2 separate regions of the Mus musculus genome follow, and region 1 is linked to region 2. Evidence: chromatin contacts called from ENCODE Hi-C or POLR2A ChIA-PET data. All regions are on one chromosome and are shown on one strand. Each heading gives the region's core, a stretch centred on a gene start or an enhancer-like site at or near the end of the contact. The rest is flanking DNA. Distances are from core to core; before and after follow the strand shown.

Region 1 (2,751 bases), core at 121-2,620, 39 kb after region 2:
CTGCTAGGTCAGAGCAAGGACATTACTGTTCAGTCAAGAGTGAACCAAGAACCACTGTTGTTTAAAGATGCCTGGTACTGCTGTCTCAGCTACACAGCCCCACAGGAGACATGTGCACCCCAAGAGATATTAAAGAGACAGCCACCATATTGGGAAGATATAGATACCAAATGTCCGCTGAAGCAGTGAGTGGGTGTGTAAGTAGATGCTGGGGCCACCAAATAGAGAGGGCTCTTCTGACCTGTCCTACCCTACACCTGCAGAGCTGGCCCCTGGGTATTGGAGCATGACAAAGCACAGAACTTCCCAGAGTCAGCTTAAAGCTGAGGCTCACCATGAGGCTTCCTGCAATACACATGTAACTACAAGTATAGGCGTATCTTAGAGCTCAGAATTTCTTAGAGTACAGAAGGCATAGCATTTGGGTCTCATGTGGCATGGGCTGGGACATAAGGAAAAGTCAAAGTCCAGGCAATAAGGATTCCAAATCCATTGACTTGGCATCTGGGGAGAAAAAGAAGGCTCTTCCAGTTTGTGTGCACACAGGCCAGTGTCCTGATTGGGAGGCCAGTGCAGAAGGGTAGAGTCTAAGGACAGGCTGCTCTGGTGGCCAGGTTCTGTGGCAGAGATACTGAGCTCCACGTGTCCTTTTGGTATGTGGTGATGGTTGCAAGGCAGGTTCTGACAGGTTTACAGACCCAGTAAAGCACCCCACCACAGAAGGCTTCACCCACCACAAGCCCATTCCCAATCCCATGACCCCAGCACATCTCGGGTACTGGGCACACAATGGAAGTGTAGGTGTACCCACAACCCTGAGGCCCTTTTCCATCTCCATTGTATCCTTCTGCCCCTCTCTCATTTTCTACCTCACCTCTTTCTGCACACAGTAGGGCCACAAGAAGAATCAGCAAACAGGACTTTGTAGTGTGAGAAGTGTCCATCCTCAGAGAAGGGCTGCACAGATAAAACCTTGGAAGTTGGAGCCAATTAATAGACCCCCAATCACATCCCTGGGCTCTCACAGAGCTCAGGCATCCGATCTTCCCTCCCTCCAACCCTCCACACAGCTTTCCCTGAGGAATACATGTCTGCCTACTTCTCTCACCCACCACCCACCCAGCTCTTCCTTCCTAATCCCACACTCCCAACCCCAGCCCTATCCTGAGGGCTCTTCCCTTTGTCACCTAGCAGCTCCCTCCTCACACCAGTCCTTACTTCCTCTCAGACAAGGTTGCAGGCACAGTGGCAAGTTCTGTCAGATGTGGACTGAAGTACTTTAATTTCCTTCAGCTCCTCCCAGCTGGCATCCTGAAGAGGGAGGGGTTTCAGTACTTAACCTTTTCCAGGCCATCATGTTTATTGGTTAAGAGGTAGCAAGATTTGTTTGTGACCTGATCAAGCCAGATTTATAGCAGTTGGGGAGGAACCATGGTGCAGGAGAACTGAGAGGGCCGAGGGCCAGAGGCCACAGTTGACTTGTGCTTGCCAATTAGAAAGCAAGGGAAGAAGTCAAGTTGCTCAGCCCTTTACTAGTTTTTGTTTTGTTTAGCTTCGTGTTTTTTGTTTGTTTATTTTGGGTTTTTTTTTGACTTTTTTTTTTTTTTTTGAGACAAAGTTTCTCTGTGTAGCTTTGGCTGTCCTAGGACTTGCTCAGTAGAACAGGCTGGCTCCAACACACAGCTATCAAAGGGGTGCACAACAGCCGCTGATACTTCTGCCTCCACTACCTGGCTTTTTTCTGTGTCTAAATAGAAGGTATGGTTTGCAGTGGCTCAGAGCCAATGGCCCTCCTTCCTATAAGCAGGAAAACAATTTACAAATACTTAAAGACTGGCTCTGGTGAGCAAGCCCCCAGTAGGCTCTTGCATCCACAAAGTGAGAGTCCTGAGGCAAGAACTAACTGGCAACTGGGATGGAAGTTACCAAGCAGTGTCTGATGTGTTTGGGGATGTATGGGGCTGTGTGTGCTGGACAGAGGTAGAGACCTGAGCTGGAAATCATCCTGAGATGATACCACAGCAAATGAACAGCTGTGCTCACAGGACAACTGAGTCCCAAAATGGACCACAGCATCAGTGAAGCTGAGCGCACCCCACTTAAGCAGGGAAGGCTGCTTACACTCCATGGCCTCTGCCCGAGCACCACTAAAAACCCCTTCCTTCTTACCCTATAATATATCATATAAGCAAACAGTTTGCCTCCAACACCGCATAACCCAGCACAGTGGTAAGAGGAAGAGAGCAAGCAAGAAATGTTGTCTCTCTAATTCTGTCACATGCTGTGCTCGGTATTGGCTCATGCATGAAGAAGTGTATGTGAAAGAAAGAGCAGGAGACAGCAAGCCTCTGCAAACAAAGAAAAAGCGGCAAGGAAAGATCCAAGTGATAAACCCTGCCAATGTCACCACCCAATGAGGTTATGAGGCTTTTTTTCCCCCAGAGGATGGGTGAGGTCACTTACAGGAATATGCATAAATTCTGAGCAGCTTAGTCACCACCAAATCTCACCCCATCATAAAAGCAGTACACGGAGTCCCTCTTTCAGTAAATCCTCTGTATCCTCTATATTCTAGTATCTTCTGAGACCACTTGTGCTTGGCGGAGAACAGGAGGGAGTCATGGCTGGAACCCCAGGTGACAGTCCTCCCTTCTGAGTATAGAGAGTTCTGCCCATTATCACAGACCTATTGCTGTTTTGCTCTTCTGACTCTATTTATTGCCAGGGCTCCTGGGCCAACATTATCCCTAC
Region 2 (2,700 bases), core at 71-2,570:
CCAGCCCTCCTAGGAACGTCTGGCCTTCCCACCTCCTACTCTCTAGCCAACTGACCTAGTTCCCCTGATGCTGTGCTGGCCCAGCTACACCTTTGTCACCTCGTGTTGACTTTAGCCACTCCAGTACCAAAGTCTGAAGTCAGTTGTCATTGGCTGGCTTTTTTCCCTGACCCAGGGCTGAGCATGCTGTTGCTTCTTGTCAGTGGGTTGGGGATCAAGGGCCCCACTGGAAAGTCACCTTACCCTGGAAGGCTTCCCCAGGCAATAGGCAGGTGTCACCTACAGCATTGTCCCTTTTGCAGTTCATTCCCTGATGTGCTTCTCATGTACCGATCAGAAGAACAATATAAACTGCCTGTGGCCAGTTTCATGCCAGGAGAAAGACCATTACTGTATCACGTTATCTGCCGCTGCGGGCTTTGGTGAGTAGCTGCCTGTTTCCCTAGCCAGGGCCAGGGACCTGCGGGGCTTTCCCCATTTCCTGCTACCCTGTCTGTCTGTCCCCTCATCCTCACTTTCCATGCAGGGAATGTCAACCTTGGCTACACCCTGAACAAGGGCTGCTCCCCGATCTGCCCCAGTGAAAATGTCAATCTCAATCTCGGTGTGGCGTCCGTGAACAGCTACTGCTGCCAAAGCTCCTTCTGCAACTTCAGCGCAGCTGGCCTCGGACTTCGTGCCAGTATCCCACTACTGGGCCTTGGACTCCTGCTTAGCTTGTTGGCTCTGCTGCAGCTGAGCCCCTGACCATCCCCCATGTGTTCTCCATATCCCCCCAGCTCAGGAAAAGCCCAGCTCCTTTTAGGTCCCAGGGGACCCTAGGAACCTTCAGCTCCTCCTGGGTGTGTCTAGTTCCCCCTCCACACTCTCTCAACGTCAGGGCTAAGTACCAAACTCACCCATACCTGCTCTGTTGAAGTGGTACTGGCTACCCTTGCTTCCAGAGCCAATCCTATAACCTCCCTTGGGGAACCAGCGAAGGGGTGAAGATCTCCTTGGAGTCTCAAGAGTACCAGAGTCAGCGCCGAATCTTGTGGACACACTGACAAGGATGTCTAATCCAAATAGATGTATATCTGTGTGCTCAGTGTATCCCTGTGTGAATGAAGCCACTTGGATTCTGGGGTGGGCAAAGAAGACCTGAAAAGATTCTACAGCAGAAGGCCTGTGTCGCCACCAAAACCCCTCCCCCTGGTATCATTGTACCCACCTTGTACTCTGTTCAGGAGGCTGCCCATGGAGGACTGCCACCCCTCCAGATGAAGGCTCCCACTACCCGATGCAGTTGAGTCCCATCCTGCCCTCTCTGCCCACACTGGCTTCCTGCTGCTATTCTAGTGCCTCAAATAAACCGTTCACACCCTTTCCTGCTATGTCCTGGTTGTCCTTAACCCGTCTTCCCCCTCCGGTCCAAAGGGACCTGGGGATCCTGCAGGCCCACAGCCCTGCTTAAGCGATTCTGAAAGACCAACCCCGATACAGTGATACATTCCTATGATGCCATCATAGCAGAAGCAGAGGTCTCTGGGAGGCCAGCCTGGTGCATAGCAAATCCCAGGAATCTAGGCCCATTTAGTGAGACAGGCCTGAGAGAAAAGAGAGAGAGCAAAGGCAGAGAGAACTTGAAAGTGTGCTGTCTCAGGCTGAAAGCTGAGAAGTACAGCTACCCATAAAGGCAGGCCCATCAGGCTGGTCACACATTCCCAAGCTTTGTCTGCCCCAGAGACTTCAGAGGCCTGCTGTTGCCACTTGTCCTTCATAAACTACCCTGTAGTCTAAGCCATGGGAGTCTGGCCCAGGCAAGTGATACTTGTCCACCCTATAACTGGCTTTGCTTTGCTTTCTGGTATTTTAAGACGGTCTCGCTATGTTAAGACTAGCTGCCCCAAACCCAGAGCAATCCTCTTTGAGTGCTGGAATTAAAGGCATGCACCACCACACCTGGCCCTTAGACTTTTTTGTTTCTGAGGCAGGATCTCACTTGAACGTTAGGTACTGGCATTACAGGCAGATGCTACTACACCTGGCTTCCTGGGGTTCAGTGCTGTGAGTATTATGGACACTGATGGAGAAGCTCCTGAGTCTGGGTGCCTAAGGAAGCTATTTCTCAGCTGTTCCTAAGCTTCTGGGCTGTTGGGTGATACCATAATGGGATAAGATCCACACAGATCCTGGCTGTGGTGATATCCGTGTCTGAGGAATACTGCCCAGTGGGGGTCAGACACAGGGACAACACAGGGGCTCAGGGTGAATTTCTAAAATCTATGTAGGCATTGGCTTTGTGCCATGATTCTCAAGACCAGGGTTCCCATGACGTATAGCCTGAGGGTACAAGAAGGAATTAGCCTCATACCAGGTAGCTCAGCTACCTGAAAAGGACAAACTTTGGGGAAATGTCACCGGGACAGCACCTGAGACTCAGAAAGTATGCTTTGTTCCTAGAATATTGAAAGGCCAAATGGAGAAAGGTGGGAGCCAAATCTTCTGCAAGGAGCTTGGGCTGCCTCAGTGTAGACAGTATCCACTGTGGTGTTCAGGACAGATCTGAGTAAGGTTTCTAGAGACTGGCTTGTCTGTGGTCCCAGCAGATCTAACCACCAAAAGCAGTATGAGGGAAGACACCTGGGTTAGACTCCCGGGACATGGGAACCAGAAGGGCACCAGGCAGTGACAGGGACACGTAACAAGCTCTGGTTTTCT

The links. Hi-C counts contacts between places; a loop is a spot of excess contacts on that map. ChIA-PET counts read pairs that join two places held with the same protein, here RNA polymerase II (POLR2A).
Region 1: a map of T-helper 17 cell shows a loop between it and region 2 (2.2-fold over the local background). The contact joins the promoter of Ly6a here to the enhancer-like site in region 2. A Hi-C loop is called at or near these places in 3 of 37 maps with a recorded cell type or tissue (T-helper 17 cell and heart). POLR2A ChIA-PET finds 5 or more read pairs at or near these places in 1 of 5 experiments (embryonic stem cell).

Annotation. Positions count from the first base shown.
Region 1 is chr15:74,996,661-74,999,411 of GRCm38, forward strand. Ly6a (lymphocyte antigen 6 complex, locus A) reads right to left here and starts at 1,371. Exons shown (of 4, transcript NM_001271419.1): 1 at 1,219-1,371; 2 at 875-957. The coding sequence starts at 944. The region is part of intron 1 of Gm28068 (a long non-coding RNA gene); the gene reads left to right.
Region 2 is chr15:74,957,967-74,960,666 of GRCm38, forward strand. Ly6e (lymphocyte antigen 6 complex, locus E) reads left to right here. Exons shown (of 4, transcript NM_001164036.2): 3 at 303-422; 4 at 527-1,938. The coding sequence ends at 747. Among named protein-coding and RNA genes, the nearest start is that of Ly6e, 4.3 kb to the left of the region's middle. Within about 2 kb of position 1,321, at least 1 of the 3 ENCODE cell types and tissues checked has a DNase peak (open chromatin) inside an H3K27ac peak, as active enhancers do.